Regions from separate parts of the Mus musculus genome. Here regions 1, 2, 4 and 5 are each linked to region 3. Evidence: chromatin loops called from intact Hi-C (ENCODE). Cell type or tissue: heart. All regions are shown on one strand. Links, peaks and the distances in the headings refer to the core of each region. The heading gives the core; the rest is flanking DNA. Region 1 overlaps Kbtbd12 (kelch repeat and BTB (POZ) domain containing 12). Region 2 overlaps Kbtbd12 (kelch repeat and BTB (POZ) domain containing 12). Region 3 has its middle 9.7 kb from the start of Abtb1. Region 4 has its middle 4.6 kb from the start of Kbtbd12. Region 5 overlaps Kbtbd12 (kelch repeat and BTB (POZ) domain containing 12).

The links. A loop is a pair of places that touch in the nucleus more often than their neighbours do. Peaks named below come from ENCODE experiments on the same cell type or tissue, not always from the same donor. Only the 100,000 strongest peaks of a DNase experiment are listed, where the experiment ranks them.
Region 1: a loop joins it to region 3, with 4 times the contacts of the local background. A loop is called at or near these places in 23 of 42 quality-filtered maps.
Region 2: it touches region 3 in a loop (2.7-fold over the local background); 20 of 42 quality-filtered maps call a loop at or near these places.
Region 4: it touches region 3 in a loop (2.5-fold over the local background); 6 of 42 quality-filtered maps call a loop at or near these places.
Region 5: a loop joins it to region 3, with 8 times the contacts of the local background. A loop is called at or near these places in 14 of 42 quality-filtered maps.

What each region holds. Positions count from the first base shown.
Region 1 is chr6:88,546,309-88,552,752 of GRCm38, forward strand. It overlaps Kbtbd12 (kelch repeat and BTB (POZ) domain containing 12), which reads right to left. Exons shown (of 6, transcript NM_001278671.2): 6 at 1-1,607. The coding sequence ends at 1,414. Among named protein-coding and RNA genes, the nearest start is that of Sec61a1, 31 kb to the left of the region's middle. In heart, for the core only: a CTCF peak has its summit at 2,973 (motif pointing right); no DNase peak of the experiment used is centred there; H3K27me3 peaks cover 1,040 bases.
Region 2 is chr6:88,561,744-88,568,187 of GRCm38, forward strand. All of the region lies in intron 5 of Kbtbd12 (kelch repeat and BTB (POZ) domain containing 12), which reads right to left. Among named protein-coding and RNA genes, the nearest start is that of Sec61a1, 46 kb to the left of the region's middle. In heart, for the core only: a CTCF peak has its summit at 3,476; no DNase peak of the experiment used is centred there; H3K4me3 peaks cover 128 bases; H3K27me3 peaks cover 2,215 bases.
Region 3 is chr6:88,829,035-88,835,478 of GRCm38, forward strand. No RefSeq gene overlaps it. Among named protein-coding and RNA genes, the nearest start is that of Abtb1, 9.7 kb to the right of the region's middle. In heart, for the core only: a CTCF peak has its summit at 2,653 (motif pointing left); DNase peaks (open chromatin) are centred at 1,297, 3,782 and 4,757; H3K27ac peaks cover 1,163 bases.
Region 4 is chr6:88,628,769-88,635,212 of GRCm38, forward strand. No RefSeq gene overlaps it. Among named protein-coding and RNA genes, the nearest start is that of Kbtbd12, 4.6 kb to the left of the region's middle. In heart, for the core only: no CTCF peak of the experiment used is centred there; no DNase peak of the experiment used is centred there.
Region 5 is chr6:88,586,283-88,592,726 of GRCm38, forward strand. Kbtbd12 (kelch repeat and BTB (POZ) domain containing 12) reads right to left here. Exons shown (of 6, transcript NM_001278671.2): 5 at 498-695. Among named protein-coding and RNA genes, the nearest start is that of Kbtbd12, 38 kb to the right of the region's middle. In heart, for the core only: a CTCF peak has its summit at 3,397 (motif pointing right); a DNase peak (open chromatin) is centred at 3,389; H3K27me3 peaks cover 655 bases.

The sequences.
Region 1 (6,444 bases), core at 1,158-5,157, 280 kb before region 3:
GCACAAGGAGGATACTTGAAACTCAAAGTCCCAGACAAGATCCTGGCTTAGAAATGTTACTTATTCTGGTCACCCGAAACTCCATCCATGTGTCAGCTACTATGATAGGACTCAGGGGGTAACCTTAGAGAGACAGACGTGGCCCGTGCCTCTAAGAGTGTAGCATTCTGGGGGTACATCTGTGCAGGGACAGGGGGCAGAACACCTTGGTGTCAGTGGCTCTGGTTTGATCGAGTCCTCCTCTCCTGTGAAGGAGAGGTTGGAACTTGGAGAGTGCACATTGATAAAGAGCTGTGTCTGTGCAGGGTCTGCTGGCCTCTGGGAAGATCCCAGAGTGTCCACACTGCTTACATGGAAGCTTTTGTGATGTTAGAGAACAGTCACGTAATGGATCAGCTGTGCATCCAGAAATATGAGTGGAAGCAAAATGGATAGATTTCCACACAAAATTGCAGATACCCCTAATTGCAGAGCTCTCTGGGGAGAGCTCACTGTACCATGCCTGGGCTGGGAGAAGCTCCCCCTCCCTTTCCCAGCCAGGGCAGGGGTCTGAAGGAGGCATCAGGTAGCCAATATGCCTCTTCCCTCCTCATTCACAGCCTACTGTGGGTTCCCGTGTTTAGACATGCTGCATTCAGCTCCATCCAAGGAAGGTCTGTACAGCTGAGAGCAAGCTCAGTCTACGCACTCAGTATTAAGCCCAAGGGGGCCCCTCTGTGTCCAGGAATACTCTGCTCACTGTGGCCCATGGCAATAGGGTTCTAGGCGTGAGCGTTTGGTCACAAGCAGGGCCGCAGTGAGCTCTGCTGCTATATGTATGCCCTTCAGGCTATTCTAACAGACAGACTGAGCTGGGGCAAAGCTCTGAGAGCGATGGCTCCTCTACCCAGGCCCAGGCCTATGCTCCTTCCTCTTTCAGGCATTGGACACCTAGTTGTTACCTTTCTCTCAGCAGCAAATCCTGTGTGTAAGCTCTGTGGCAGGCTGGACTAGACACACACACAGACACACACCAGCTTTCCTACTTTACAACCTTTGACTGTCCTTTCTCCCAACCTCATCATCAAAAAAAGCACCCATGGGCCTGCTTGGCAGTACTCTTGAGTCCCAGCAGAGCAGGGTGCTGCCCTCCTCTGCACTCTGTCCTACCCCCATGAATCCTCACTGTCTGCCCTGCTCTGCCACATCTATTTTACCATGCTGGGATGCCCCTGAGGGAAGACCCTGAACCACCCCTCCCCCCGACCCCGCCCCACCACCGCTCAGTGCCACTTTGCACAGGGTCTGCTATGCATGCGATAAGAATGTCAGCACCACACACTATGCCTATGCCCTGCTTTGCATTCTGAGCAGCCCAAGCATCGCTGCCAGGCCATGGCTCCTTTAGCTGTAGCTCCTCCAGCTTCGAGTTCCTCATCTTTGCCCTCTGTGGTCACCATCTTCCTCGATCAGATCAGAGGGTGGTGGGATGAGGTCTCGGGGGTTCATCCTAGCTACCAGACAGACGTCATAGCTGTCGTGCATGAGGACATTGATGGCCACAACGTTCCACTGGTTCTCCCAAGGGTCCAGCTCCAGAATCTCTTTGGAGATAACCTCATGTCGATCTGAAAGACAGCAAAGTAAGAAGACAAAAACAAAAAACAAACAAACAAAAAACCAAAACCATGGCAGTGTTAAGCTCAGAGGCTGTCGTCACTCTCTCCAACCGCATCCTCTTTGAGAGCCAAGGGTTAATCAACAAACCAATGAATATGGTGGTAGTTTAGGACTGTGAGAGACACGTGTCCTGAGAGTACGGCTGGAGAGATGGCTCAGCAGTTATGAACAGCTCTCGCAGAGGACCCAATTTCAGTTTCCAATACCCACACTCGAGAGCTCAGCCATCTGTAATTCTAGTTCCAGAGGATCTGACACCCTCCTTTGGCTTCTGGGGACATCAGACACATATGTGGTCCATGTACATACAAGTAGACTCATAATACACATAAAATGAAAATCGAAACACCTTTAAATTATTTATTGTATCAAGTACCGACAGAATACGCGGCTGTTGTCAGGGTGGAAGGATGTTCTGATGCCATGGAGTTGTCTTGATTTCTGTGTGCACGGGCGGAAGCACAGTCTGAGTAGTGTGACCTTGATACAGCCATCGCCTTCCCTGGGCATGCAGTTGGACAGATACCGACACTTAGCCAGGATGTGGGTAGGGTTAGACCTGTCACAGATGCCACACTGTTCCTTAAGGATGACGGCAGGGGCCCACAATCCTGCAGTGGAGAGTTGCAGTGACTTCCAGAGGCAGGTAGAAGAAGAGAGCCGCAGCCACACTTGGCAGGGCTCTGTGCAGGGATGTAACAATGCCCCAGAGGCAGAGATGGGGCATAGCTCTCAGGGTCATGCAGTGGAAGTGGAACGGGCAGGCTTCCCTCCAAAGTCAGGCGTCTATCTTTACTGTCTAGGCTTTTTGTTTGGTTGATTTTTTTTAAAACAGTTTACTTTTATTTATCTATATGTGTGTGAGTGAGACACATGTGTGCGCATAGATAAGACCATCAGATTCCCAAAGATGAAGTTACAGGTGGGTGTGAGCTGTCTGCAGGGTGTTTGGAACTGAACTCAGGTCCTCTGCAAGGGCTGTGAGTGCTCTTAACTGCTGATACATCTATTCATTCTCCTAATATTCTCATGTTGATTTTTCCACATTCTTTAATTATGTAAGGATATTTTAAAATACCCGTCTTTTAGTCTTTTTATAAAAATCCTAACTTTGCTTTTCTAAAATGTTTTCATGTAAAATATATGAACTATAAACAAATTTTTACACAATTATCTTATGACTAAAATGTTAATTTTAAAATAATATTATTATTTTTAATTAAAGGAACCACAGGCTTTCTTAGAAAAAAAAAAGTTCTTTCAGTATAAAAAGGAAATCTTTTTTGACAGAACTTTAGCGTAATACTGGTTCTGGCCAGCAGGTGGCGATAAAAGCAAAAATTCAAAATGCAGGCTTGCCTGCTTTATTTAGTCATTTACTCATTTAATATTCTGCCACTGGTGTGGGAATTCTTAGAGTCCAGGGCCTCACATGCTAGGTGTTGAGCTACACTCCCACCATGAATACTTTTCAAAAAAATGGAACTATTTAATTTCCAAGCATTTGTCCAGTCTCTTGTTCTTCCACTTACTAGTCTGTACATCTGCTATAAATCCCTTTTTTTTGTTGTTGTTGGACAATGGGGTTCAGTGCACATCTGTCAATCCACAGCTGGTTTCTGGGGCAGACTGCCTTTTCTTAGAAGGGCATCCTGGTGGTCATGTGTTCCTCCACGCAGCCATGGTTGAGTATGCATTCAAGGGTACAGAGAACTGATTTGCAGCCTGAGCACTAAGGAACAGTACAGGAAGTGGGGTGGGTCTACCACATTCATTCTTTCTGAGATTTTAACCTGGAGGGGGTGAGTCGAGTCATGTGTGACTGAGAATTCTGACTCTCCAGATTGGCCCTTTTAAAAAGTCGCTGACCCCTGGTGTACATCAAGGCCCGAAGGTTCAAAACGGATTATGTACAATACAGGGAGAATGAAGCGCATAAACCGTCCGTAGGAATGCATGTAGGACAAGCTCTGTGGAGCCTCAGTTCCCCAGGGTGTGGGGTCCAGACAGGCAGGCATATTACCCCTTCTCACTCAAGAGATTGGGCTCCCACTAGAGATCCCCCACAGATGCAGACAGGACTTAGTTGACAACAGAAGACCTGAGACCACCAGGCAGAAGTCAGCAGAAGGAGAAGTGTGAGGAGCAAGGAGTGAGGGGCACAAGCTGTGAACTCTGGAAAGATGGGCTAGGCCTCTGGTGTGCGTGGAACATGGAGATCAGGAACTGTTCTAGTCTGTCCTGAGGCCTGGTGGGTTGTGCTTTTCATACCTGGATCCCTGTGCCTAGGCATTCTTCCAATCCAGTGCACAAAGACGCTTGAGGAAGTATGTGTGGCTTCTACTGAAAGAGCCTAAATAATGCAGAACTAGAGTAGACAGACATATTTGGTGATTCTTCCCTTTGGAGAGTGGGTGACTCGGGACAAAGCATCCTTGCTCTGTGCCTCTTTTTCATTCTCCGTAATGTTGGCCCCAGAGGATGGACTCAGGGGTCATATGAATGACTGCATGTTATCATAGGTGATCTCCAAGAGCAGTGCCTGGTACATGCCAAAGACCATGAACACATCGGCCCTCCACGTGCACATACACTGATTCTGCATCTGTGAACTCAATTAACCCTGGATGTAAACTATGCAAAGAAGGCTCTGCTCTGTGTGAGCACGCGTAGTGTTTACCGTGTGCTCATACATGAAGTGTGGAAGCAGTTCTTAGACTGTAGGTCATGACTCCACATGTGCCAATTGTGAAAATGTTGGCAGCAACAAAAGTTTTATAAATGCCCACAGACTAGAAATTAGTTCAAAATCAAACATTGTGTTGTAGCCAAGGCATTCTGGCAGTGTTCACGTGTGTGGCACTGTGGCCTCATGGCAGTCCTGGTTCTAAACACACAAAACTCTGTCAGTTCATCTGCATTCATCACACCGGTTTTAGTTTTCAGTGCCTGAAACAACACCTCAGTCCAGATGCAAGCCTGTGTACTGTGTGTTAGGAAGTGTAGGTTTGAAGTGGAAACTTTAAGGCTTCTTTGGAGAGTCATTTGTGTTGGATCGTGTTTTGCTGGGGCAAACATGTGAAGGAGTGTTTTCCTGAAGTGGACACGGGTGAAAGACTAAGGCAGACTCGGGAAGAAACGTTTCCCTGAAGCAGACACAGGAGAGAGGATGTTCTGCTAAAGCAAGCACGTGAAAGGATATGTGATGAAGGATTCTTTGCTAACAACATGCATGTATTGGTCCACCTTACATTGTGTAGTTGAGCTCCATTTGTCAGGACTCCATAGGGAGGAACACACCAAAAAACTTCTGGTGGTGTGCTGCAGTCTGTTGCCGCTTCCAAGCGCTCGGACTGACTGGATGCATGTGCTGAGGCAGGGCACGTGGAGGACACGTGATGTTTGGAGGGCATAAACAGGACTCAGCAGAGTGATGGAGAGAGAGCTTGGCTTGCTGGTACAACTAGCTGTGCAATGCTTCTGGGTCTCACATCTTCACTGATCTTCTCTTCCCTGAGAGAGGCACAGCTAAGAACTTCTTCTGCTGTTCCTCCTGGTCCCTCCTGCTGAGGCTGAGGCCTGGCTGTCTTTGCTAGGTCGTGTCCCTCACTGCTGCTGCTAACCTGACTCCACTGAACTGGACTGCTGTATCCATGAGGTCTTTGCAAGTGGACTGAGCTGCCAGTGCCTGTTAAACTGTGAACTGAACTGCTCGTGTCCAGACAACACAGATGGGAGTTGCTCCAAAGAAACTTTCTAATCAAGTACACTTCTCCAGTATCCTTATTTTCCTCACTACCTCTGGTGGGTGGTGGGCTACAAGGGAGGTAAAAGTGCTTAAGAACCATCATTAAATATAGGATTTGAAAAAATTAAAGTTACATAGGTTTTTGGTTCATTTAAAACTTGTCTTTCATCTTTTCCTTTCCTTCCTTTCTCTTTTCTCCTTCTTTCCTTCCTGCCTTGCTTTCTTTCTTGTCTTCTTTCTTGAGACAGGGTCTCTCTCTCTCTCTCTCTCTCTCTCTCTCTCTCTCTCTCTCTCTCTCTCTCTCTCTCTCTCGCCCTGAGCCCTACCTATCCTGGAACCCGCTATGCAGACCAGGCTGGTCTCAGACTCTCAGGGTTGCACCCGCCCTTGTCTCCTGAATGCTGACATTAAAGGCATGTATCACCATACACAGAAACACACAGAACTTCTGCTCTTTTTCTAACTTTTAAAGATCTATTTATTTCATTATTTTTATGTGCGTTATACACCACGTATGTGCCTGGTGCCTGTGGAGGTCAGAAAGAGGTATTGGATCCCCTGGAACTAAAGTTACAGATGATTGTGAGCTGCTCTGTGGAACTCAAACCCAGGCTTTCAACAAGAACAGAAGTACTCTTAACCAACTCTCCAGGCTAAAGTCTCTGCTCTTACAGAAACATAATTGTGTTGAGGTTTGGTCTATTGTTACGTATTGTAATGCTACGATCTTTCTGTATGTGAAGGTCCACACCTACAAGTGGCTTCTCACATTTATGAGCCTTTGTTGTGCAAACCTTGTTCCTTAACTTAAAACTATTGGTTAAATAAAATTGGCAACCATCAATTACTGGAGGGATTAGAGGTAGGTGGGTTTTGAGTTACCAGGTTGAGGTGGAGAAGGAGAGGAAGAGAGGAGAGACCACGAGGAAAGAGGTAAAAGGCCAGGAGAAACAGCAAGTATTTGGGGTACACTGCTGGGGAGGCAGCCAGGCCAGCAGTTAGGAAAGATCAGGGGTGACCCCTAGTAGTGCCAAAGC
Region 2 (6,444 bases), core at 1,301-5,300, 270 kb before region 3:
GAATTGTGGTACATGCCTTTAATCCCAGGACACGAATGGCAGAGTCAGAAGGATCTCTGTAAGTTCAAGGCTGGCCTGGTCTACATAGCCATGTCTACACAGTCATATCCTGTTTCAAAGCAAAACAAAGCAAATTGAAATAATTTGCCACATTTCTTTGGGTCTATTTATAGATGTTTAATTGTTTTTGTTTTTTTTTAAACCCATTTTTGTGTCTGCTTGTCACCGGATCCCACTGGGTTAAGGTGGGCTTTATACAGAGTCTTCAATTTATAAGATGACCACCCTTGCCTTATTGTTTTGGTTTGAAAATAGTTTTCACTCTTCTAGCTTCTGTTGTTTCCCATAGAAATCTGAGAATAAACTTGTCTACATGCACAAGCAGTCTGAACAAGATTTTGATTAGAAGTGAGTTAAATCTTTAGGTCAATTTGGGAGGAATCAGCAACTTTACCATAAGTCTTCCAACTCATAAAGCTGGAAGCTCATTTGTTTAGCTCTTCCCAGATACAGATCTTCAACACGTTTTGTTAGCCTTATGGCCACAAAGCCATCTCTTCAGCAGTGCCCCTGATCCCCACTGTGTGTTTGGGACAGAGCCTCATGAAGCCCAGGATTTCAAGCTCTCTGTGTAGCTTGAGGATGGTGGTGAACCCAGACTTTACCACCTCCATCTCCCAAGTGCAGCACTGATCCCCAGTCCCGTTTTTGTTTGTTTGTTTGTCTGCTTGTTTGTTTGTTTTTTAGAGAAATGGTTTCTCTGTGTAGCCCTGGCATCCTGGAATTTACAGAGATCCACCAGCCTCTGCTTCCTGAGTGCTGGGATGAAAGTCATGTGCTACCACACCTGGCTCGTCCTTTGACTTTTAAGCACCTATGCAGTTACGTTTAGATTCAGTTTCCTTTCTTGTTTTGGGGCAGGATCTCACCTGTAGCCCAGGCTAGCTTAGACACACAATCCTCTGTCTCAGCCTCAGGGTGTTGAGGTTACAGGTGTGCCCCATCACAGCCAGCATCAATCTGACTTTTAGACACCATACAGTTAGATGCAGTTTATTTAGTCTTAACAATATTTGTCTTTTAGTTAATTTAGTTAGCTCACAGACAAGAGAATAACCAGAAACATATGTAAGTAAATAGATGCATTTTCTAGTGAATTTTATTTATAAAACACAGTGAACTAGATCTACCAGGATTAGGCTGCAGTTTTCAAATCCCTGGTTTAGACTATTATTTTTTGTTGTAATATTAATGGACTTGAGTTTAGGTCTAATTCATTTAAAATTCCTTTTTATCCTTTTATTTATCTTTGTTTTTAGACTGTGTGAATATTTTCAATTTCCATTTTCAAGTTATCTCGAAGTTTTAAATTCCATGTTTTTGCATAGTTTTTGGTCATATTTTAGTAGCTACTGTAAGGCTCATTATACATGCTTTGCTGTACACAGTTGGCCATTCTGCAGAACAAATTGCCACTTTAAGTGAAGTATAAGAATCTTTTTACTATGCAAGTCCCTTTCCTCCTCATGGAGAGGAAGATGGGGATATTTTAAATTATTTTATTTCAAATTATTGAAAGGGAGAAAAACTGCCCACTACACATGCCCAGATATTTACTGTTTGTGTCTCTTTGTGACCCCCCTAAGTTCCTGGATTCTCAGCCATGTTCCCCTATAATTTGGGGGCTGGAATCAGGCCTTGCCATGCCAGGCAGGTGCCTGGCCCTCCGTGTTTCTCTGTGGCATCAGTTGTTTTTCTTCTTTAGGAACTTTCTTTTCAAGGACAGGTCTGTTACAAGTTCTGTTTCCTTCCTGTGGGGAGTGGCTTGGCTTTGCCCTGGTTCCTAAGCAGCATCTTTGCTGCCTACAGTTTTCAGATATTTACTTTTCTTTAGTCCTTTGGGAATCTTGTCCCATCCTTGGCTTGAGAAATCCGGCCATTTTGATATCTGTCCTATCACACATTATCTGTTTTATTTCCCTTGCTTCTTCTACGGTGTTTCTTGGCTTTTCACGTTCAGAAGTTTGGTTATATGTTGGGTGTGACCCCATGAAAGTCCTTCATAGCTCATAGGCTTTGACAATAGTAAGGTACCCTGAGTTCCCCTTGAAGTTCCTCTGCATATCCACTTCTAAGGAGCATGCTCCGTTCGAAGCAGTTAGCAGCTTCCTTACTTGGCTTTAAGTTAAGTCCTTCAGGGCTGCAGCTAATAAGAGCTTATCACCTAATTGCATTTAGTAAAAATATTTTAAATGAATGAAACCCAACAGGCACCATCCAGGGTTTTAATTCTCAACCCCAGCAGCATATTACAATAATTTAAAGTCTTTTTAGAGGTGGTAAGATTGCTCAGTGGATAAAGGTACTTGCCACCAAGCCTGGGAACTTGAGTTTCATCCTTAGGGCCTGCATGGTTAAGGAGAGAACTGATTCCTGAAAGTTGTCCTCTGATCTCTGCATAACACACACATAACACACACAGCAAGCAAATACAAAAATGTAATCTTTAAAGATCTTTAAAATGATATATTGATGTTCAGCCTCCATCTCAAATTCTATACTTTAATCTGACAGGCTGGCCTACTATTTAGAAAGCAGACTTTGGGGCCAGACTCTGTATGTGACTCTGAATCCCAAATTCAATATTTACCCTTGGTGTGACCTCCCGTGATCAGTTTCTGCATGAGTAAGAGTGATACCAGTATCTGCCTTGTAGGCTGTTGTGGGAATAAATGAACAAACTTGTGCACAGTGCCCAATGCTGCTGTAGGCTCAGTCAACACCAGCATCAGTCTTACACTGCACCTGAGAGTCGGGGAACTCATGAGGTACTTGCCAGTGCATTTTCTGCCCGTTGATTTGGGTCTGTCCTCTGTCATAGTGCCACCACTAAGCCTAGGCTAGGCTGTGCTGGAGGGGGACAGACGGATATAAAAAGAGTTCTTCTGGGCAGATAAGGGAATCAGGAAACCTCTCTAGTCCCCAGTGAAGGAAGGAAGGATGTGGAAGGAATGAGAACGAGGTGGGAGCGTTGCTGGGATCCTGGGAAGCTGAAGCTGAGGGTAAGGATACCCTGGCGAGCTGAAAGCAGAGCATCTCAGGCTCAGGCTCTGGGTGGGATCTAGGCATCCAGGGATGGGCTGAACTGGAGAGGTGGCAGGTCCTGCTTCCTAACATGCCTGCAGCGTTCCCTTGTAGTGCTGAGGGAGAGAGTAGCTGCAGGTTGCATATTAGTATCTGCGCTATAGTAGGGACCACCGGTCCTGTACCAGAAAACCTTGCCAAAATGAATTCCATGTCTTTTAAGAGCTCAAGGTTTTTACAAAGATGCCGTCGGTTCAATCCCCATGAGCTCCTTTGAAAAGCAGGGTTCTTGGGTACCAAACATGGGCAAAGGAATCAACAGTAATTCCTAAGGTGACAGTGTTCTCATCTCTTGGGGAATTCTGATAGCTGGAGTGGGTGTTGGCCACTAGGTGTCCTCTACCACTAAAGTCTTCATTTCTGGGATGCGATTTCTGCCTCTTCCCATGCAAAGTGCATGGCTTATTTGGGGGCTCATGATGTTGTGAAAGTACCCGGCAGGGTGCCACACAAATTTTGTGAATATGCAAAACCCCCGCTTTTTTCACATACAGGGAGTAAACGTCATATGAATTACATGCACTAATCCTGCTTTTAAAGGAAGAAGTAACAACTACCATTGTCCTGCTTTGGTGGTCTGCTTCCGGGTCTGACACTAAGGAAGAATTGAACTGAAGTACCTATAGGGAGACAGTGAGGGTCACTTCCCCCTCTCCCTTCCTTTGACCCCTGATCCCCCTGCAAACCCATTTCTGCCTTTCCTGGACATTTCCTATGGGTGGAGTCATGGATCAGATGATCTCTGGAGACCACCTTCACTCTCAGAGTACTGCTTTCATGATTCACTTATGTTAGGGTACACATCAACACCCCACTCTATTGCCGAGTGGTCTTCTGCTATTTGAGTACAGAACTTTTTATCTATTCACCAGTTTATCCATTCACATGGGTTGTTTCCATCTCTGGGCTGTTACAACACCGCTGTGTGGACACTCCTTTATGGACTTGTGTGTATAGATGGAGCTCGAGTCCCTTATGTGTGATCCAGGGGCCACTGGAGGTTTAACCCTTTGAGGAAATACAGGCTGTGTTACACAGCAGCTTCACATGTAAGCCCTCACAGCAGTGTACAAGGATTCTGACTTCCCCAGTTTTTCCTTGTCAACACGTGTGATTGCTTTTTGTGACAGTCACTCTAGTGGGGACAAGGTGTGACCTCATTGTGATTTGATAATGTCCAGCACTTGACCACTGGTTTACATTTATAGGAGAAATGTCATTTTGCTGTCTTCCCTGCCCCCACCCTGAGCTGAGGACTGAACCCAGGGCCTTGCCCTTGTTAGGCAAGTGCTCTACCACTGAGATAAATTCCCAGCCCCTACTGGAGAAATGTCTATCCGGGATCTTTGTCTATTAAAAAGTGGGTGAGTCCCTCCCTACACAAAGAGCTACAGGCAACTGAGGAATGCTGGGAGCGGGAGAAAGTCTTCCCCAGGGAGAGCACACCAGTTGGTCAGCCCTGCAAACATCCACACAAATAACAGTGACCAGCGTGTGTTTATGCATTTAGGAAAGGTATGTGAGAGGGTTGGTGGGAGGAAGGGGCAGGGAAAATGATGCAATTATATTATAATCTCAAAAAAATAAAAGAATTTTTAAAAGTTAGCGCGCTTGGGATAGCATTGGAAATGTAAATGAGGAAAATACCTAATAAAAAGTATATAAAAAAGTTAGCACGCTATCTTTTTGTTATTGACTTAGAAGTTTTCTTTCTGCTGTCTAGACATGCCTTTTATTTGTCGGGTACAGGATCTGCAGTTTTTCCCTCAGCTGTCAGATGTCTTCTTAAACAATGCTCTCAGAGTGACTTGCCTGCTCGTCGTGCGATCCAAAGCCACAGCGATGTCCACATTTCCTTCTAAGACTTTGTAGTTTTATATTTACAGGGTTTTAATCCTTTGAGCCCATCTTTGTACACGGTGTGAGATACGCTCACTCTTTTGCCTGTGGCTACCCAACCATTCCTGTACAATTTGATGGTGAAAGATCCTTTCCCAATTAAGCTATCTGTGGAGCTTTGTAGAGAAGCAAGTGACTATAATAGAAAGAGGTCACTTCTGACCGCTCAGGGATCTCCCACTGAGCCATTCCTGTGATTTGCTGGCACCCCACAGTCTGGACTGTCATAGCTTTGAAGTGAGTGTTTGGCTCTTATTATAAAGGTCTCTTGCATTTCCATACACATTTTCTCTTAAAATTTTTTCATATAATATATTTTGGGCATGCTTTTTCCCTCCCCTGTTCTTTTCAGATTCTCTCTCTGTTGCGGCCGCCAGCAGCTCGCAACGTGAACGGTTCGACTGAGAAGGCCGCTCGAGCTGTAAGAGAGGAATCTAGACGGGGCAAAAGAAGAAATGTAGCCAAGACAGTTACTCTGATCAAGGCTCAAATTTTATTGTTGCGACACCAGTTATGAAGGAAGGGGGAGGGGACCCGATTCCCGCCGAATAATCTCTGGTCCAGTAGAAAGGTGCACGTGTGTGGCTCCTCAGGTTCCAGCAGTGGGCGTGGCAGAACGAATGAGCAGGAAGCTCCACCCCGAGCAAGCAGGTTTCAGGCTGGGGGAGGGGAGACTACATCTCCTCCCTTTTATTAACAAAATTAAAAAAAAAAGAAAAAGCTGGCCTGAGGGGGGAAAATTATCTATGCTCAATAGTTCTGCCTGGAATCTAGGGCTAAAAAAAAACTTGCTTCACTGGGATTCTATAACCTTTCTTATGGTAAACTGTATCTGGCTTAAGACTGTCCTTTCTTATCTTAGTGAACAACTAACTGAAAAGCCTGGAGCTGTAGGCTCTGACTTTATAATGCTAATTAGTACTTGGTAGGTAACTTTCTAGTTGAATTTTAAGTAGGGCGTTGGAACTTTGGCTAAGTTTGACTGAACAAATGTGAAATACACTATAATAACACTAAGTTGATATTTCTCCGCTTTTTTGGATGATAGGTGGGAAACAGGGAGAAGGAGTGACCGGCTCTTGTAGTACAAGGCCAATTGGCCTTTTTATTTGGGTGGGAGGCAGTGAAGGGCTTGCCCTTTCAATAGTACGTCTCCAATCTCTCTCCCCCCTATTAATTAAGTTAAATAAGGCAACGCTTAACTGAGGTGATCAAATGATTTTCTCATCCGTAGATGAGTGGGCTTTTAACCTTGGCTTGGGTGGACATGGACCCGATTCCTCCCGTGGGTAAAACCCACACATGTGGCTCTTGGTACCTTTTGGGGAGGCGAGGTAGAGCCGGAGAATATTTTTTATTTTTAACCAAAATTTGGTACCAACCTCTTTCAAACCGGGTTTA
Region 3 (6,444 bases), core at 985-4,984:
CTACTGACTAAAGGCCAAAGTCCCTACTGTGGGTGGTTTCCAAGCTGTACCCTCCATCATTGACAGCCTCTCCATCCCCTGCTTTCTCTCTCAGTACCCCGTGCCACTAGACATGATAGACTAGCTGTCCTCTGGGCACTTTCATGGACATGACAGACTAGCTGTCCTCTGGGCAGCCCGCTGTCCCTTACATGGGTCATGTCCCTTTCTGATGTCCAGAGGTTCCTCAGGAATAACTGTGTCGTGGGGCTACAGAAGGAGGAAGGGACCAAGTGGGAGGAGGGGCAGAGGGAAAAGTAATAAATGAATACGGGGAGCGAGAGAATGTGTGAAAACGGATGCAGGAGGCTGTGACCGGGTGAATGAGCACGGTGAACAAGGGAGGGAAGACGGAAAGAGGCAGTGTCTGAAAACAGCACTCGCCTCAAAGGTGATAAGAGATCTTTTATTCTGAAGCTAAATATGAATGACCATGGCCTGGGAACACGAACTCAGGTCACTCGGGATTCCACGTCCCAATGTCCAAGTTTCATAAAGTCTTTATAGTGACAGAATTAAAGTCATGGATCAAGGTGCTTCTCAGATACATTGATGGAAATGTTAAGTACCCAAGTGTAATGGTTTGTATAAGAAATGTCTCCCATGGGCTCAGGTCCTCGGCTGGAGGCGCTGTTTGGGGAAGTTAAGAAGTGGAGCCTTGCTGGAGGAAGCATGTCACCATGGATGGACTAAGTCAATCCTGGTCATGGTGTTTTATCACAGCAAGAAAAAGTAACCAACACAAGTGAGAGTGAACTGGGGAAGTCCGCTGTAGACCTCAGATGCTGAGTTTAGTTTAGCTTTTTGGTTGGTGGAAGCCACTGCCCAGCGAGGTTAACACATTTCAAGGGGTTTTGCCTATTAATCACAAGGATGCTCAGACACAAGGTAGGCAGGGAATGGCTATTAAAGAGGCTGAAGATAGCTCATGATAAATTGTAATTGGGCTCTTGACCTATATCATCTCAGCTTCTCTACAACCTTTGAAGTTCCAATCAGCTTTACACAAGGTTCACAGGGAAAAGGGAAGAAGGAAGATTCCTTCTTCCCAGGAACTTATGGTTCACAGGAGTGAGGGCATGGATGAGCTCCTGCGGAAAGACCAGGTACATGGTCTTAGGGCATGCACCTTTCAAAGAATAGAACAGGAATTAGGAATTGCATGGGCACAGCTGGGGAGACAGGGAAATGAACCACCAATGGGCTATAAGAGGAACTGAGACACCGGACATGGTGGACTGTTGCCAGATGAACCTGCATCATGCAGGCCTGCAAAGGGGGTGGGGGGACAGGACAGCACAGGGAGAACAAAGGTCGGAGCAGTGAGGCAGATACCTGCTAGCAGTGTCTGACTGATGGGACGAAGCTACTCGAGAGGTGACAGCAATCTTGGGGTCCAGGAGAAAAAAAAACACAACCCCACCTCCCGATCCCTGGAGGGAAGGAACATCAGCCTATGATGCTCAGTGCCCATTTTTAGAGTTCTGGTTCTACTCCCCAGGGAGGCAGGGTTCACATGATGAATGACTGGTGATGGCTCATCATGGCCCCAGGGGTGGTGGGCTCCTGTGGCTGGTTAGAAGCCCAAGAATGCAGTGATTTGCTACAACCACAGCTATGGTAGAGCCACACAGCCCTCTTCCCCCACAGCAAGGCCTCATGGGAAGCTACTGAGGTCTGAGGACCTTTACCCTTGTCCCCCAGACCTGGACAGATGTCCCCTCAAGGACCCAAGAAAGGCTACCATAGGTATATCCACAAACCCTGCAGAGGGGGAGCAACCTGCACAGCCAGTAAACTTGGTTCAGAGGCCCACCCGTGCCTGATCAGAGAAAGCAGACACCTCCCCCAAATGCAGAAGACCTTAAGACTGTTCAGTACATAATCAAAGAGCTAGGGCATAGCTCGGGAGGGGGGTGCGGGCCCTGGGTTCCAACACACAAGTAAAATATAGAATATAAACTGTCAAGTAAAGGGCAGGTGTTTCCTTCATTCTAAAAGCCCCATATAGAAGCTATACTGATCTGTCCCTACATATCTTCCAAGAGCTTCTTAGAAGCTGCTTTTGCTAAAAGGCTCTGACTCCTCATTTTGTCTCACAAAGAAAGTTGGGTGACAGCCTTGTGCCTCTGCCTTCATTGTGTGACTGTGTTACTTTGTGTCAGTAGCTCACCTCTGTACCCAGGCATAGTTAATCACACCTCACTTCAAAGTCAGAGGCACAGAGATAGTCATTGCCTTAAACTGCATTGACTTTGGAATCCAGGAATTGTAGACTCCAAAAGGACACAATTCCCCACACCCACCTATGCCAGGCCAACCCTCAGAACAAGATAGCCTCCCACGACACCCCGTCCCTCAGAAGAAGGCAGTTGGCCTTGAGGGAAGGGCTGCGCCCTAGAGCAAAAGTCTTTGTCGTATAGGACAAGGTTGGTTCCCTCAAAAGATTCCACTGCTAGCAGAGTCAAAGCTGAGACCATACTTTGTCCAGGACTACTGAACAGTGTACCATCATCTGCAGCCTCCGTAGCCACTGCTGCTCTGCAGGTTACGTGACAAATAGATCTCAGGGGCCTGTTCACGTTCCTTGGTGCTCAGACGTGTGCCCCCTGGTGGCTGCCAAGAAGCTGTGCTTATTGGCGCAAATGGAATTCTTCATACAAATAAAGGATGGCCAGAGTACGCCCCCAAATGTCCTTGCTGGACAGAGTTATCACCCATGCTTATCTCCAGAGTTATCACCCATGCTGCTAGGTGGATATGGTTTCTTAGTCTCTGGAATCCTGTTGCTTGTTAATATAATATGCAGTTCTTGATGAAGAACTGGTGTCTCTCAAGTGCAAACACTGTGCTGGGGTGCACAGCTGCATGCTGCCAACTTGAAGGGAAAGCATCCTCTAGAGGTCTCCTTGGGAGGGCGTGTCTAGCCCTTAACGCTTTAGCAGGGCTGTATTGTTGCTCAAGAAGGCCTCACGGGCAGAGGAAAGCTTGGTTGCAGCCCTACTTCCAGATTATTCTAGAACTCACTTGCTTTTCCTCAGTGCAAGATGTTCACTTCTCTTTCCTGGCAATAGTATTTTAAGAAGTAAAAAATGTTAAAAAAAAAAAAAAAAAGAAGTGTTATCTCACTGTGAATTCTTCAGAAGGGAACCTATGGTTGTGCTAAGTCAGACAGAGATGGTTCTTATGTAGTCATAGTACATCTTTTGATAAAAAAAAAATGCTTATCCCGTTTTTCATTTTTAAAAAATTTTTGTAGTGTGTGTATGGATATGTATAGCATGTCTGTCTGTCTGTTTGTCTGTCTGTCTATCTATTTATCCAAGTACAATATAGTACACACAGGGTAAGCAGGGAGGTATGCTGTGCTGAGGGTGCTGTTGAGTCTACAAGGTCTCAGATGCTGGGCCTGAGCTGTAACACTGGCTGTGGCTCTTAAGTTCCCCCTTCAGGAGCTAAGTTCCCAAGCATGGAGGGTGCTGTGTGCCTCTGATCCTAAACACTTGAGAGGTGGCTGAAGGAGAAGCATAAATTCAGGCCCATTCTAGGCTATATAGCCAGTTTTGAAGTTACTCAGAGGTACAAGTCCCAGTCTCAAAAGAAGCCCTGGTGGTTTGAATAGGAGTGGCCCCCCGAGACTCATCGATTGGTTTGAATGCTTGGCCCATGGGGAGTAGCACTATTAGGAGGCATGGTTAGAGGTTGGCCTTGCTAGAGTAGGCGTGGCCTTGTTGGAGGAAGTGTGTCACTGTAGAGGCGGGCTTTGAGGTCTCCTTTGTTCAAGCAATGCTCAGTGTGGCACACAGCCTGCTGATCAAGATGTAGAACTCTTGACTCCTCCAGTACCTTTGTCTGCCTGCACACTGCCATGCTGATAATGGACTAAACCTCTAATGCTGTAAGTCAGCCCCAATGAAATGTTTTCCTTTGTAAGAGTTGCCATGGGGCTGGTGAGATGGCTCAGTGGGTAAGAGCACTGACTTCGGAAAGTCCTGAGTTACAATCCCAGCAACCACATGGTGGCTCACAACCACCATAAAGAGATCTGACATCCTCTTCTGGTGTGTCTGAAGTCAGCTACAGTGTACATAGTAGTAAAAAATAAATCTTTAAAATAAATTTTAAAAATAACAAAAAAAAAATTTAAAAAGAGTTGCCATGGTGTCTCTTCACAGCACTAAAACCCAAACTGAGACAGAAACCAATCTGTTAAACAAAGCAACAACAACAACAACAAAAACCCAACTACTATTAGTGTTAAGTACTCATGCTCATTTTCCTATAAATAACCTAAAGACTCTGAGATAGGAGCAATGTGTCACCCTAACTAGCTAGTTTGCTTTTGAAGTATGCTTGGCTGCTCTGAACAAAAAAAAAAAAAAAAAAAAAAAAACAAACTGTCAACTCAACTACCTTGTCAGCACCAGCCATCTGGAACATTCCACAGACACCTTAAGGAAACCATGTGAGGCACATCTGATTGTCCCAGTGGCTGAGGCACAGCCTCAGTGAGCTAGGGCTGTCCTGAGGCTGGGTGAACCCTAGATGACCCTGCAGCCATTCCCACCTAAGCCAGAGGAGGAGCACACCCCGATGTGGTCTAGCAGACTCTGGCTTGTGCTACAAGGCAAGGCTATGCTTGGCCCAAACAGCTTTTCTCAAGCTGTATATATAAAGCAGGCTGTTCAGGCCTCCACTCATAAGTAGCAGGGAGATGCCCTCCTGTGCTCCCCTCCCCTGCTGGCGTAGCGTTAGTCTCAGGAAACATCTTTAAAGTGGTCTGTCCTTGCCTACCATCAATGGTACAGGCTGAGCAGAACAAAAATTGGCAGCCAAGTGAGGGCAGAAGCATCCATGGCAGGTGAGCTGTCACAGGCTGAGCTGCAGAAGGGGCAGAGCCAAAGGAGCAGCTGACCAGTTCAAGAGCAGCCAGGGCAGAAATGGGAGCAGCAAGCGAAGACTGTGGAGAATGGAGACTGAGGAGCAACTAAGCCTGAAAGGAACCAGGGAAGAAAAACTATGGACCCTGGTCACTGAAAGTTTCCGAGAACAGTCTGCAGGGCCAAGAGTCCCAAACCTTGACCCAAAGCCAGTGTTAAGGACTGAGGACTCCATTCTTGCCAGGCTACACAAGAATGCGACCCTGGCTGATGCCAACAGCTGAGGAGTCAGATTTTTAAGGTGCACACAAGACGTGCCGCTTACAGGGTTCCAGGACCTGAGAGCCAAGGCCTGCAGGAAGAGTGGGCACCACCTGCTGCAGCCAAACATTAAATAACAACAGTCAAGACCGACACTAGACGTGTCTCCTTCCTTATGGCTTCTAACTGGAAAGATTCAGAGCAAAGGGGTCAGCTAGCTGATGGGCGGCCACACTAGTAGGACCTACATGTCACCCAGGCCACTGTGAGCTAAAGCCCAGAGTGATGAATCCCCAGCCTGGTCACCTGGAGTCCTAAATCTCTCATTTCTGCAGCCTGAAGCACCCAGATCCCAGCTCTCCACAGCCTCTGGCTTGACCAGGCCAGCCTCGTGGGTCAGCCATCAGTGGAGAGCATCTCACCTGCTCACAACCACCTTGTGGGCAGAGCAGGAAGGACCCCATTGCCTAACCAGTAACAAGGTTGGTGTTTCTTACTTGCTGTACCCAGGAGGGTTTCTGCCTCATGCTAAGATGGGGAACTGGGCACATGCGTGGTATTTGGGGAACTCGTGTCCACTTTGACCCATGGCCTGGCTCCTTGGGGACCAACCTGATTGCCATCGCATCCATGAACCTAGTGGAGAATATGGATTCCAGGGCACTGAAAATTCCTTTGCTCATGTTACTAACGTCTGATGAAAGATGGAAACTTTCTGACTTCAAATAACATCTATACAGAAGATGGACTTGACTTAATAATTAATCACACATGGGAAGAAATGCATGGCAACTTGAAACTTTCCCTTTACCTCCTGAAGTTGAAGTCCACACATCCTGGGCTGTGTGTGGCCTGTGTCCCCATCCTCCCTGTCCCTGTGGTTTCAAAATACAAGCCTAAAGATGCAAGTCACTGTCACACCCAGCTTGGCTGGCACCTCCCCCCAGGAAGCTCCTTCGGATGCTTCACAAACACCCTGGCTCACCACAAACCAGATGTGACCCTAAGTCTCCTCAGGTGACCACACTTAAATGCTCGTCCCCCGGTTTGGAACTCAGACATGTAAGAACAGGCACAAAGGCAGAGCCAGTGAGACCCCACCGCCCATCTTGGCTTCCCTTCTGCTTGTGGTGGGCTCAGTGGCAAACTGCCTTCCACCTTTGCAACCCTCTGCCAGCAACCCTGACTCGAGGCCACCTGTCCTAGCTGGCAGCTTCAGGTCTTTCCCCAAAAGATGAACACACAAGAGCAAAACAAATGGAAA
Region 4 (6,444 bases), core at 1,361-5,360, 200 kb before region 3:
AGCTTTGGGGGTCATAGAAATAAGTCTTTCTCAGGTTGGATCATTCTGGTGCACACTCATATTTTTCCTTTTAAAAAAATCTTTGTGGTAAAATATGTTTAACATAGATTTTACCACCTAGTCATTTTAAGTGTTCAATCTAGCATCACTAAATATATTTATATATCAATATATAAACTATAACTTACTATAGTTTGGATGTTGATTTTCCCCCAGAAGTTTGCATGTTGAACCGGTGAGTTCCAGAATGATGCTATTTGGAGGTGTTTGACCCTTAGGGCGGGAGACCTGATAAGTCCTTAGATTACTGGAGGGCATGCCTCTGATAGAGTCAACAGGAGCTCAGTTGGTTCTCTTCCTCTCCTACTTCAGTTTGCCTACTAGAGGTCCAAAACAATGGGCTCAGTTTGGAACCGTTCCTGCTTGAAAGAAAATCTTTCTTTTCTTTATAAGTTAATCATCTCAGATATTTCGTTATAGTAACTGGAAGCTGACTAATACAACTGCCATCACCACTTCCATTTCTATATTTTAAAATCATGACAGTCATTAGAAAGTAATGCCTCATTTTTCTTCTTTCCCAAATATCCAATCATCTCTAGACTATTTTCTGCTTGTATAAATTTACCTTTTATATACTTTACATAAGCAGAAACATATATTTGTCTTTTGTTACTAATTTATTGAATACTGCCCTTAAAGTTCATATATCATCTATGAAAATTTTCATGTTTTAAGACTCAATATTACTCTATGTATTTAATGTATGCATATTTAATTGGATTTTTCATTTTTGAGAGAACTCACTATGCATTCATGACTGTCCCCAGACTCATCATCCCCTGGCCTCAAGTCTCCCTTAGAACATTTTAATATTATTCTCACATATGTCAGTATCTTATAGTTCATGTTTTAGTTATTTGAGGAAATTTCTCTCCGTTTCTCACAGATCTACAGCTCCATTTAGAGCCATCTACAGTGATTTCTGTCCCTCCTTTTAGTTTTCTTTACAGGATGTCAGTGTGAAGCCAAGGAATCTTGTCTTGAAGCCTTCTTTAATTTTCTCACTGGTCATTTTAGTTTACCTTTTATATTTGTTTCAGGAGAAAGTGAGTTCTGTGAAAAATCAGAGCTTTGAGTCCAGGGGCCAATTTAGAGCCTTCATTTTATCCCTAGGTGACTTTAGTTGATTTAGAAATCTTGTTTGCCAAATGATGAGTGTTAATATTTAACAAACATCGATACATCAAACACTAAGGGCTCTGCAGCTTGAACTTGGTCCTTGGTTGGCCTCATGTGTGTATGTGTGTGTGTGTGTATGTCTTGTGTGTATGTTTGTGTGTGTGTCTATGTCTCTGTGTGTTTGTGTGTTTATTGAGTGTGCGTATATGTGTATGTATGTGGGGGTGTGTGAGTGTGTGTGTCTGTGTGTTTGTGTATGTATGTGTGTGTATGTGTGTGAGTGTGTATGTATGTGTGTGTGAATGTGTGTATGTGTGTGTATGTGTCTGTGTGTTTGTGTATGTCTGTGTGTGTGTTTGTGTGTGTGCATGTGTGTGAACACATGTACACAGGCAGCTTGAGGTGCAGGTGTGATAGTGGAACAGTTGCAATGTTTTCTCTCCTTCCCTTCTTTCTCTTCCTCCCTTCCTTCCTTTCTTCTTTCTTTTCTGTCCTTGTTGATTCTTGTCTAAAAAGCACAGAACATTCCCATCTGTGCCTGGCGTGTCGTGCTCTCCGTGCTTGGCCTTGTACTGTGGCAATGGGCAACACTCACTGCATACCTGCCCCCCTCCATGCTAGTCAGTTTTCTGTCACTTTAACAAATGCCCGAGAAAATCAGCTTATAAAGGAAAAGGGTTCATTTTGGTTCATAGTTTTATAGATTGCAGTTCATGATCAACTGGCCTCATTGCTACTGAGCCTGCAGAGAGAGGTACATTAGGGCAGAAGTACGTGAGTGCAATAAGAGTACTTGTTTTATGGTCTGGGAGTAGAAGAATGGCAGGAAGAGACCGAGGTCCTACAAATGACTTTGAGGACACACCCCTAGCGATCTGGAGACCTCATCCTAGGCCCTACCTCGTAAAGTCCCCATTGCCTTCTGATTGCAGCAAGCTTGGAGTGAAGCTTGAGCATATAAGCCTTGGAGAACATTCCAGATCTGAACTATGACACAGCAGCTGTGAAAGCACTCATACGCCAGGACCTCTGTCCTCTTCACCCCTGCAACATGCATGTGCTCAGCTCAGGGCAGCATCAAATGGCTGTAAGACAAAGTGCTTACATGCAAGAAGGTATGCCTGCACACCCAGTGTCCTGATCCTGTCCCCCGAAGCCTTGTTTTCTGCAAAGCACTTATATTCCTGCAGTAGAACAGGCAGACAGTAATGGGTCTATTTACATAGAAAGCTGGTGAGATGATGAAATAGTCCTGCTAGTGAGCATGAAAGTACATAATAAGCTATAAAGTCACACCAAGTCATCTTCCTCTGACAGGCATGCGATTCTAAATCAAACTCATTGCTAAAGATCTTGAAGACAGGCTTTTGTGGTTTTCCTCTACTCTTATTCTTCAGAGTGCTTTCCCTTTCTTAATAAACTATGTCTAACCACATGTCTCTAGTGCTAACCTTCCTTTGCCTTGGGACACAAAGAGTCTGGAATCAGTTGTCCCTTGAACTCAGATCCGTGACTCAGCAATATTAAGCACGCTTCTCTGACGTCTGGGCTTTTGTACTGTCCTCCTGACCTCCTCGCCTAACTTAAAAGGCACGGGTTTCTCCTTATCTCCTCTTCCCGGTAGTTGCCAAGACTTTCAGCTTGCCTGTTCTTTTATTTGTCTCTCAGACTTTAATAAAATTGTGCTTGATCTTCAGAAAGATCTTGAAAATGGAACAGAAAGCTATCTCCTATTCATAATCCATTTCATCCAACTGTGAGCTAGATATGGACCATACTTCTTTTGTTGGCTTTTCCATTTTAGGAATTTATCACAGGGAGGCTCAGAGAATAGAGTTATTACCAGTTTACTAAGCCCCACTGTTCCATTCCTGTGAGCACAGTCTATTCAGACAGCCTTTCCATGCTGAGGGCATCTGAGGCTACATACAAGTTAATCACAAAACCTTCTGGAAACCAGATTTCTCTTGTTTGGGGCTATTTCATTTTCCTCAGCCATGAAATCCCCAAGTCCCATGTATATGAATACGCAGGCTCTGATTCAGTGCAGTTCCAAGTAGTTTCTCAACACAAGCATGATGAGTTGATATTATTTGTTACATTAGTAAGCGATAATCCAGTGATCCTATATATTGTTTGACCTTTCTTACAAATCATTAGAATGAGAGCTAAGACACAGAAGTGAATTTTTAATACAAACTTGCCTGACTGGGAGCTATTCAAAGCTGCTAAAGTGGCTCTAGCTGCCAGCCACCCCTCCTCCTCCTCCTCTCTTAATCTACCTTTCCTCAGATTTTGCCCTTGTCCACTTGTCCCGAGATAGCTCACCACTATCTCCAAGCAGTGATGAAGAGGGGATAGCAAACCTTTCTCTGTAAGAGGATACCTGTGAGTACACAAGATGAGTTACTGTGTATCATTGACTCTGAGTTGCATGACAAAATGTAGCTGCCAGAGAGCAGATTGTGGAATTTAGTTTATCCTGGATAGCAAATACTTTCTTTTTGTCTGTTCCAAAGAAGGGGGATACACTATTGCCTTAGTTAGGGTTTTATTTCTGTGAAGAGACACCACGACCAAGGCAACTCTTATAAGGCCAACATTTAATTGGGGCTGGCCTCCAGATTCAGGAGTCCAGTCCATTATCATCAAGATGGGAACATGGCAGTATCCAGGCAGACATGGTGCAGGAGGAGCTGAGAGTTCTACATCTTCATTTGAAGGCTGCTAGTTGAAGACTGGCTCTCATACAGCTAGGAGGAGGGTCTCATCGCCCACTCCCACAGTGACACACTTCCTCCAACAAGGCCACACCTACTCCAACAAGGCTACACCTTGTAATAGTGCCACTCCCTGGGCCAAGCATATTTAAACCACCAGATATATTTATATCTTATAAGTAGGTAACCTTGTGTGCCAGTCACACTCTGTAACTCAAACATTTATTTTTGCTTTTCATAATGCCATGTATCTTTCCTTTCTAGTTGTTTTCCAGTTTAGTGTTGCATTTGTGATGCATGTATGCAGCTAATGGCTTCTGTCTACAAATGATATGAGGGCAAGGAGTGTGTATAGCTCTGCTTTCAAGCCAAGCACAGAGCCTGGTGCAGAGTAGATGCTTGGTAAGCTGTGGAGTAAATGAATATCTGTAGTTAGGGATTCCATCATTATTTCCTGGGCCACTTTGTATCTTCACCAAAACACACTTCCAGCAGAATGCTGGTGCTTCCCCCATACCCCTGGAGCACTTCAACTGTCTCCTCACTGGGAAATGGCTTTAGCCAATGGTACCACAGGGGTCTCAGGTCTCTATCCTGCTGGACAGTGAGCTTCTCCTCGGCAGAGTGACCTCACTCATTACTGCATCATTCCTAGGGATCAGCAAATGGCTGGCACATAGGCTGCTGTGATTTGGATGTTCCCTCTAATGCTCGTTTTAGATTTACTTGCCACTGTGAAGCTATTGGGAGGTGGAATCTTTACTAGATCACAAGGGTACCACCATCATGAATGGGCCAGGTCCATTTCAAGGAAGTAAGTTTGTTATTGCTGGAATTCTACCTGATTCTCCCTGTCTCAAGTGTTTTGCTTTTTTCCTCCATGTTATAATAGGTAAAAGTCCAAATATGTGGGCCCTTTGATTTCAGAATTCCTAGCTTCCAGAACTGTGAGAAATAAATTTCCCTGACAAACTAAATCGTTTGCTTTCCTGTTTTGCCTTCTTGCCCATGAGTCTTCTCTTCCAAAAGATTCTTTCTGCGTCACGATTCAGCCTTTTTTCCACTTGCTAATACTCAGTGGGAGAGGATCTTGTATGCCAAATCACACAGGAAGGGCTGTTCCACCAGGACAGCCTACTGCCCCCACCTTCTTTCTGAGCTCCCTCTTCAGTTCTGAGTCTAGCCTGGCAGAGTACTTTGACTTTGGCCTTGGAAGAGCCATCTGCTTCCCATTCCTCTAGACCTCCTGCACATGGACTGAACACCCATCCTGTGTCAGGTAAAGCTAGATGCTGCCCAGCTGTGGACAAAACAGACACAGCTCCTTGAAGATTATAATCTGGTGAGATAGCAGATAATGTAACATCTGAATTTCCCCTGTCTTCTACTTTTATACAGAGCTGTTTAAATTTTCATAGTTTAAGAAATTGCAAACATTTTTGTTCCCTTTCCTGCCCCCTTTAGCACCTTTGCCTGCTTTTCCTCTTTGCTGCTAAGTTTAAAATGTGTGAGCTGCACCTGTGGAGGTCATGACTGTAGCTCCCAACCTCCCTCCCTGCCTCTGTGCTCACTTCCTTCCAGGCCCTTTCCCAGCTATGGGTGCTTCCTCCTCCTTGGAAATGCTATTGGTTTCTGTGTGAACTTGAGACAAGTTAGAACCATCAGAGAGGAAGGAGCCTCAGTTGAGGAAATGACTCCATGAGATCCAGCTGTAAGGCATTTTCTCAATTAGTGATCAAGGGAGAGGGCCCAGTCCACTGTGGGTGGTGCCATTCCTAGGAGGATAGTCCTGGGTCCTATAAGTAAGCAGGCTGAACAGGCCAATAAGCAGCACCCCTCCATGGCCTCTGTATCAGCTCTTGACTTCAGGTTCCTGCCCTGTTTGAGTTCTTTTACTTTCTTTGGTGAACTACAATGTAGAAGTGTGACCCAAGTAAACCCTTTGCTTCTGCAAGAAAATGCTCGTGGTGTTTTGTTGCAGCACTAGCAACCCTAACTAAGACACCTGTGGACTGGCTCATGGTTAAGAGCACTTGGTGCTTGTGATGGCTAATCTTGGTTGTCAACTTGACTACATTTGGAAGTGACTGAAACCCAAGCAGCTGCCCATATCCGAGACAGAGAGAGAGAGAGAGAGAGAGAGAGAGAGAGAGAGAGAGAGAGAGAGAGAGAGAGTTAGTTTTCTTATTTGCGGTGGGAAAACCACCCTAAATCTGGATCACTTGAAGTCAGAAGATCTACTGTAAATCTGGGCCACACGTGGTGGCAGCCCACATAGAAGGACAGGAAGAAGGGAGCTTGTGCTTTCTGTCTGCCTGCCCTCACTCTCACTGGCAAGCTCATCTCTCCTCAGCACTTCCTTCACTGGTGTTAGAATTCACGTCTTCTGGAGTCCAATGTGGACTGAACACTGTGCAGCGCTTTAGGACCTCCCTGGAATTCCAGCACCAGATTAGATCTGCAGAGACTGCCAGTCTCATGGACTGAAAAACGACTAGACCCTTGGCCTTTCCATTAGGAGACAGCCATTGCTGGACTACTC
Region 5 (6,444 bases), core at 1,382-5,381, 240 kb before region 3:
AATGCAATGATGGTATTGGATGTGTGCATTCAGTAATAAGCACACACACTAGGCATCATCTTAGAAATGCTTTCAAGCAATTTACTTCCCTGGATGCTAGCGGACAGTGTCAGGGTCATTTGCTAGCTGAAAGCATAACACCCAACACTTCCCGTCATTCCTCTGCTCCCACGTCCCTCCTGTTCAGAAATGCTTCTTTTAGTCCTACTAAAGCAATTTGCCCTCTTTCCTATTTTTTTTTTTCTCCCCATACTCAACTACTATGGGCTGAGTGGCTGCCATGGGCTAGATGCGTTACAAACTTCATCCCACAGAATCCTTGTCATCTCATAGAGGTGAAGCCCCAGAGAATGTAGGGAACTGCTCCAGGCCACTGGGCTCCGAAAGCCAGACTTTTGCCAGTGCCTCACTGCTCTGGAAACTGACCATCCTATCAGGTAATGGAGGTAAAAGTCACTGCCAAGAGGGCCATGACAGATTTACAGCTAGGCCAGTACCTGCTCCATGAAATCCACCGCAGACATAGAGCTTCCCGTCCACGGCGCCAGCACTGGTGGAATTGGTTCGCAGTGAGAGGAGGGGACTCGGCATAGGCGGGCCTTCCCTCCAGAAGTCCCCATCGGGGTTGTAGATCTCCACCACATCAAGGCATTTCCGAACTTGTCCCTTGTCTCGGCCCACACAGCCAATTCCACCTAAGAGAGTGAAGCACAGAAATGGGGTGTTTGGGAGCAGAAGTCTCACAATGGACACCCTTCTCCTCTTCTAGGGCTGTGGGCAGTACCGGCTTCTGGCCTTGACTTGTTTTTGCTGCCTATTTCAAAGACAAGTTTAATGTCACTGTAATGCCACATTTCCTGTTACTGCTTAGGCAAGATTTATTCCTCGCAGACCCTGCAAAGTTGGTTCACACAATGAGCATTCCCTTCCCAGTAAGGATATTGGTTGAATGACTCAGACACCTGCCTCATTGTGAGCAATGAGTTCACTCATGCAGCTGTCAAGGACTCTCTCTTCCGTGACTCATCATGGCAGGCTGGCTTCTTCACTGCATGCATACTTTTCCATGTGAAAAGAAGGGCTCTTTGGTAAATTTCAGGTTTGGGATTAGAGGGAGACCAGAAAGACTGGGAAGTGAGATGTGTGGGCCCCTTCCTTACTGGACACCATGCTTTATTCAGCAGATGCTCACTAACTCCTCGTTGATGGCAAGATAATGGCAAGTGACAAGGAGTTTGGAAAGATTGACAAGGCTATTGCTCCTGCTCTTGAGAAATTAATGAAGTGAAGGCAGAACACGGTGGCACATGACTTTAATCCCAGCACTGGGGAGGTAGAGGCAGGCAAGATCTCTGTGAGTTCAAGGTTAGCCTAGTTGACATAGCAAGTGCCAGGTCAGCCAGGGCCACATCACGAAACACTGTCTCCAAACAAGAAGTTAACAGAGTGAAAGGGGCCATATATGTAAATAAATAGAAAGGCAGGCAGGCAGGCAGGCAGGCATCTTAAGGGCTACTTCAAATGGAAATAAGGAGCAGATAAAATATGTACAGAGTTAGGACTTTGAAGTCCAATTGCATAAGATTTTCCAATCCACTGTGATCAGAAACACCAGTCACATAGAGAAAACTAAGACACACTTAAGGCCTTCATTATAGATTCCATTTGCTGAGAAGTTTTTCACATGGTCTCCTTGCCTCTCTTTCTCACTGCTACTTAGACTCTGTCCTTCACTGAATTCATCAGGCAGACCTTCATTATCACCTGCTCCGTCATCTTCTTCTCTGATCCTGCCTTCAGCTCCTCCCACAGATCCTCCCACATCATGTGTCTGGAATGAATGAATGAGTATGAAATGTCCCTTCCCCACGCTCTCCCTGACACTCTTCCCTGTCTGTCCAGTTCTTGGTCCTGTAAACTCATGAAGGGCAAAGGTCACATGGTTTTGGTTGAGCCTGCCATACACTACTCAATGAATTTAGGGGTGCAATGGGAGCCGCATGATTTACTATGAGTGGGTCTTAAGCCAGGTTTTGAAGGTGAAAAAAGACTGGAGGGGTCCCCCCACCTCTTTACTGACGTTACTTGACCAATTCTTTCAGCATGAACCCAGAGATTAAGATATCTACGCAGGATGTGCTTGGCTGCCTTCTCTCCTATCTGCTCTGAGAAGTAATTTAGGCTACTTTGAAGCCGAATCTACACTGCTGTGTTTTGGAGAAAGGGTCACATCGGCCTTAGCACAGTTCTCGTGTTCATGGCCAGGACCACTCTCAATGTGACTCTGTGGTAGTGGGATACTTCTTCACCTTAGGGAAAATGGAACTAGCCAAGAAGTCATGTAGAAGAGGGTTTGTGTGTGGCAGCAGAGACCTGCAAGGTAAGAAGATGGCGAGTCCCTTCTCTGAGAGGTAAGATGCTTTAGGGCTGGTGTATGTTGCAACTAGTTAGATCAGGGAGTGAAGCAAAAAGTCTAGACTGAAGTCAGTAGGAGTCAGGCTGAGGCAGGTAAAGTGCCAGCACCTTGATTCTAAGTCAGAGTTCCACCTTAAATCCTCTCAGAGAGGTTGCCCCAGTGTGACACAAGCAGAGTGCTTATAAGTCTTGACTGTCTGAGATAATGAGAGTTCTTGTCACCTTTGCGCTGCTACTGAGTGTATTTAATTACTACAGTCGAAACTAACCTTGTGAAATGTGCCCGTTCTCATTGGTGAACAGACACTTCGCATGCTCTGCCCGACCCCTGGGCCACCCCAGCTCACTCTGTGCTCTGTTTCTGTCCTGGTCCCTGAAGCCTGGACTCAGTCTCTTTGTCACCGAGTGTTAATTTCACCTCAAGCACACTCCATTAGCAGCAGGCTTAATGAGCTTAGACTGAAGATGAATCTTGATTAGATAAATAATCAAATAAAGGCCTGATCTTTATTAATAAGTCAGTGCTGGCTCTACAAGTACAGCCTTTTGATGAGGGGACGCCTAGGGTGGGATCGGCATAGCTGCAGAATGTCAATAAGTCAGCGCCGTGGCTTTCATTTATGCGCTACCAGAATCTCTGAGCATGACTTCCCCTTACTCAAAACCAAGCAAGTGGAGAGAAATTACCTTTATAGGTCATACCCAAATACACCCCACATGCAAAATATATGTCTAGAATATTCAGGTGTGGAAGGGGGAAGACAATTACATCTCCCTATTCTTTCTTTATTTTATTCCTACAAAGATGAAGATGGCCTCTTCTGATGTTGGTCTATGATAGATTCTTTCATTTCTGGAGATGAGTGGGAGGCAGCTTGTCCTCCCACAAAGAGCCCGGCAGACAGCTGGCTGAAGGCACAGGGACTTGCCACCCAGTTGCCCATGAATCTCGTGCACACCCTTCCCCTTCAGGCCTGCCTCAAGGTGGCAGACTTATTCTACTCTGATCTGGGCTTGATCCAAAGCAGGAGTGGGATTTCACTAACAGTTCTGGCAAAATCCCAAAGTTGCTTGCCTTGCTAAACCAGACTTGGGGGTGGGGAATGACTGTGGGGGGGGGGTGAGGCACCCGTGTGCCTTGGTGAAAGCACGTGGACTTGCAGAAACAGATCCCGGTTCACATTCTTGTGTCACTTCTTGATAGCCAAATGAGGTTGATTGATTTAATTCTTCTCTAAGCCTCACTCATTCTCACCTGTAAGCTAAGAATGATAGCACCAATTTTACAAAATGTGGCAAGAAGCACATGACTTAGATAATAACAAAGAAAGGGAGAAAGCCAGGGCCTCTGAGCACTCGTGGGTATCACCGAGGGAACTTTCTTTTATTTAGTTCCTCTTGTGGATGGCATCATGACACACATGCACCTGGGACTCTGATGATGGCTATTTTCTTTCATGTTTGAAAGCCACTGATCTAACTCTTCCATGTATGTGGGGTTTTACATACACAAGTGTTTTTGGAAATTGTTGACATTTGCCCTATATTGAATGTGTAACTGAATTATTGAATTGTTGCTGGTTTAGGGTCAAATGCTCATAGACATTTCTTTTGAATCTGGGTAGAGAGAATCAGGTCAAAAGCCATCGACAAGTTGTGGTAGTGCATGCCTGTAATCCCAGCACTTGGGAAGCTATGGCAGAAGGACGGTCCTGAATTTGAACCTAGCCTGGGCACACGGCCAGTCCAGACTATACAGTGAGTAGCAATCCAGCCAGGGCTACAGAGTAAGACTTTCTCAAAAATCCAAAAACAATCAGGCATGAGGCATCAGGCAGCTCTCTCTGATCCCACAGAGCACTTACCTGGCCATAGCATTTGAGCTGTAAGAGCTGTGGGGAAGATGGTTCTAGAACGCCTCAGCTTCTTGGAGAAAAAGTAGCCCACCGCTCTGAGTCCCCAGGCTCCCTTCTGACTCACGACCTGAGCCTCTGCCTACAAATGCTGCAATTTGCTTCACTCTCACGCAGGTTGTCAGCTCTCCCATTCCCCCATAGATACTTAGAATTCTAGGTTTCAAGTTTAAAGCCTTAAAATCATCAGCTTGTCAGTTTCCAGAGCCCAACACAAGGGCCCTTGGGTATTTTCAGTTAAAAAGTTCTTATCTGTCTCTTACCAAATCCTGGATAATATATGTTAGGCATTGCTAGCCAACAGCAAGCCTGCCTTGGCTTCATAGCGCTTAGGTTGATGGTCCCACATATTTCTCACCAGACTGAGAATGCATTTTACTTACTACCCAAACAGAATACCACGACCCACTCCCCCAAACCCCAAAATCCCAGGGGAAAAAAGGCAGAAAGAAAGCCCAAGTTTCATGTGTTAGAGCTTGATTTTGGAGAGAAAAACCCACAAATCGGAACTGTTCTGTCCCTTCCAAGTAAAACTGCAGGGACATCCAGATAGTTCTAGAAGGATGCAATCAAGAAAAAGGAGAAAAAAGAAAGAAAGAACTCAGAAAGCTCTGGGACGGAGCTGCTGGTGCCACTTAAGCGGCAGTTGAAAGTCTCATCCCGTCAGACTGTAGCAAGCTTAGACTGTCTGTGTCCAGTCAGCACTGGGCAGCAGTGTTTCTATCCACACCAGGGCTTTTCAGACCCTGAGCTCATCTTTCTGTGTCTCTTCCCACATTGTGCCAGTGTGTACTGCAGGGCCTCCAAAGGTCTGCGTTGGGTCCCTAAATGAGAACAGCTCATTTGAGGCAGGGACAGTGACTCTGAGAAAGTTTAGGAGATGAACGGTAAAGACCACAACTGCCCCAAATGAATGATAACAGTGTCCTCTGTATCTTCCTAAGTCACGAGTTCTGTAGACTACCTATTTCCATATTGATTCCTTTCTAGATAATCCAGGTCCTGCCCTCCTAACATTCCTGGCTTTCTTTTCTCTCCTGCTCAACAGTTCCCCATATAGCCAAGATCTTTCTCTCTGACCCTTTCATAGGCTGTGTTCTCTGACACCACCTCCCCAGCTTGACATACTCCTGAACCTTTAAGGCCTAGTTTGCCTATATTTTCTCAAAAAGTCATTCCTGTCTCAATACAGAATAAGACTTTTTCCTTTGAACAGAAATCAAGGTTTCCTCTCTCTCTCTCTCTCTCTCTCTCTCTCTCTCTCTCTCTCTCTCTCTCTCTCTTTCTCTCCTTCCCCCCTCCTTTCCCCCTCCCCTTCCTTCTCTTCCCCATTAGGTTGGCCTGCAGGCTCCCTGAGGACAGAACCTCCAGTACTTCCTTCAATAAGACTGAGGTGGACACATGAATGGTCGTCTCCTCACTCTATTCCTAGGTCACCTGCTTGCTGATGACTACCTAAAATGAGGCAAGTTCTGAGTCCAAAGAACTCCATGCTCAATGAAGGGCAGCTTTAGAAGCAGACCGTGTTCCGCAGAGACTGTAGCTGAGTCTTCTCCCCAGGCTTGCCTGCTTACCAGGAGGATTAACCTCTCCTGATTGGGGTAGGACTACCTAACAGGATACAGACCAAACTCCTACCGATGCCTCTACAAAGACCCATCAATCAAATATATCCCACCTCAAAAGCAAAGGCGGCACAAGACAGAAGTTCCACAAGGCCTGGTGTATTTCCTGAGGTGCCAAGTATGGTGTTTTTCTTTTAAATAGGGCTGGACAGAATTTACTAGATAATTTGAAGAAAAAAGACCAGAGTTGGAGAGATGGCTCAGCAGTAAAAGCATTAGATTTGAACATCAGCTGACCCAAGTTTGCACACAGGATGACCTCAGTTTGAGTCCTAGCTGGATCCGGTGGCACATATCTACAATTCCAGGACTCCTATAGGGGAGTGGGAGGCAAAAGCAGAAGAATGCCTGGAATCTCACAAGCCATGCTGCCTGGAGTGTGCAGTGCAGGAGAGAAACAAGAAGGGAGACCTTGACTCAGAGTGAAAAGCGAGAACCAACTCCTGAAAGTTGTCTTCCACATGTGTGCAGTGACACACATATGTATGCAC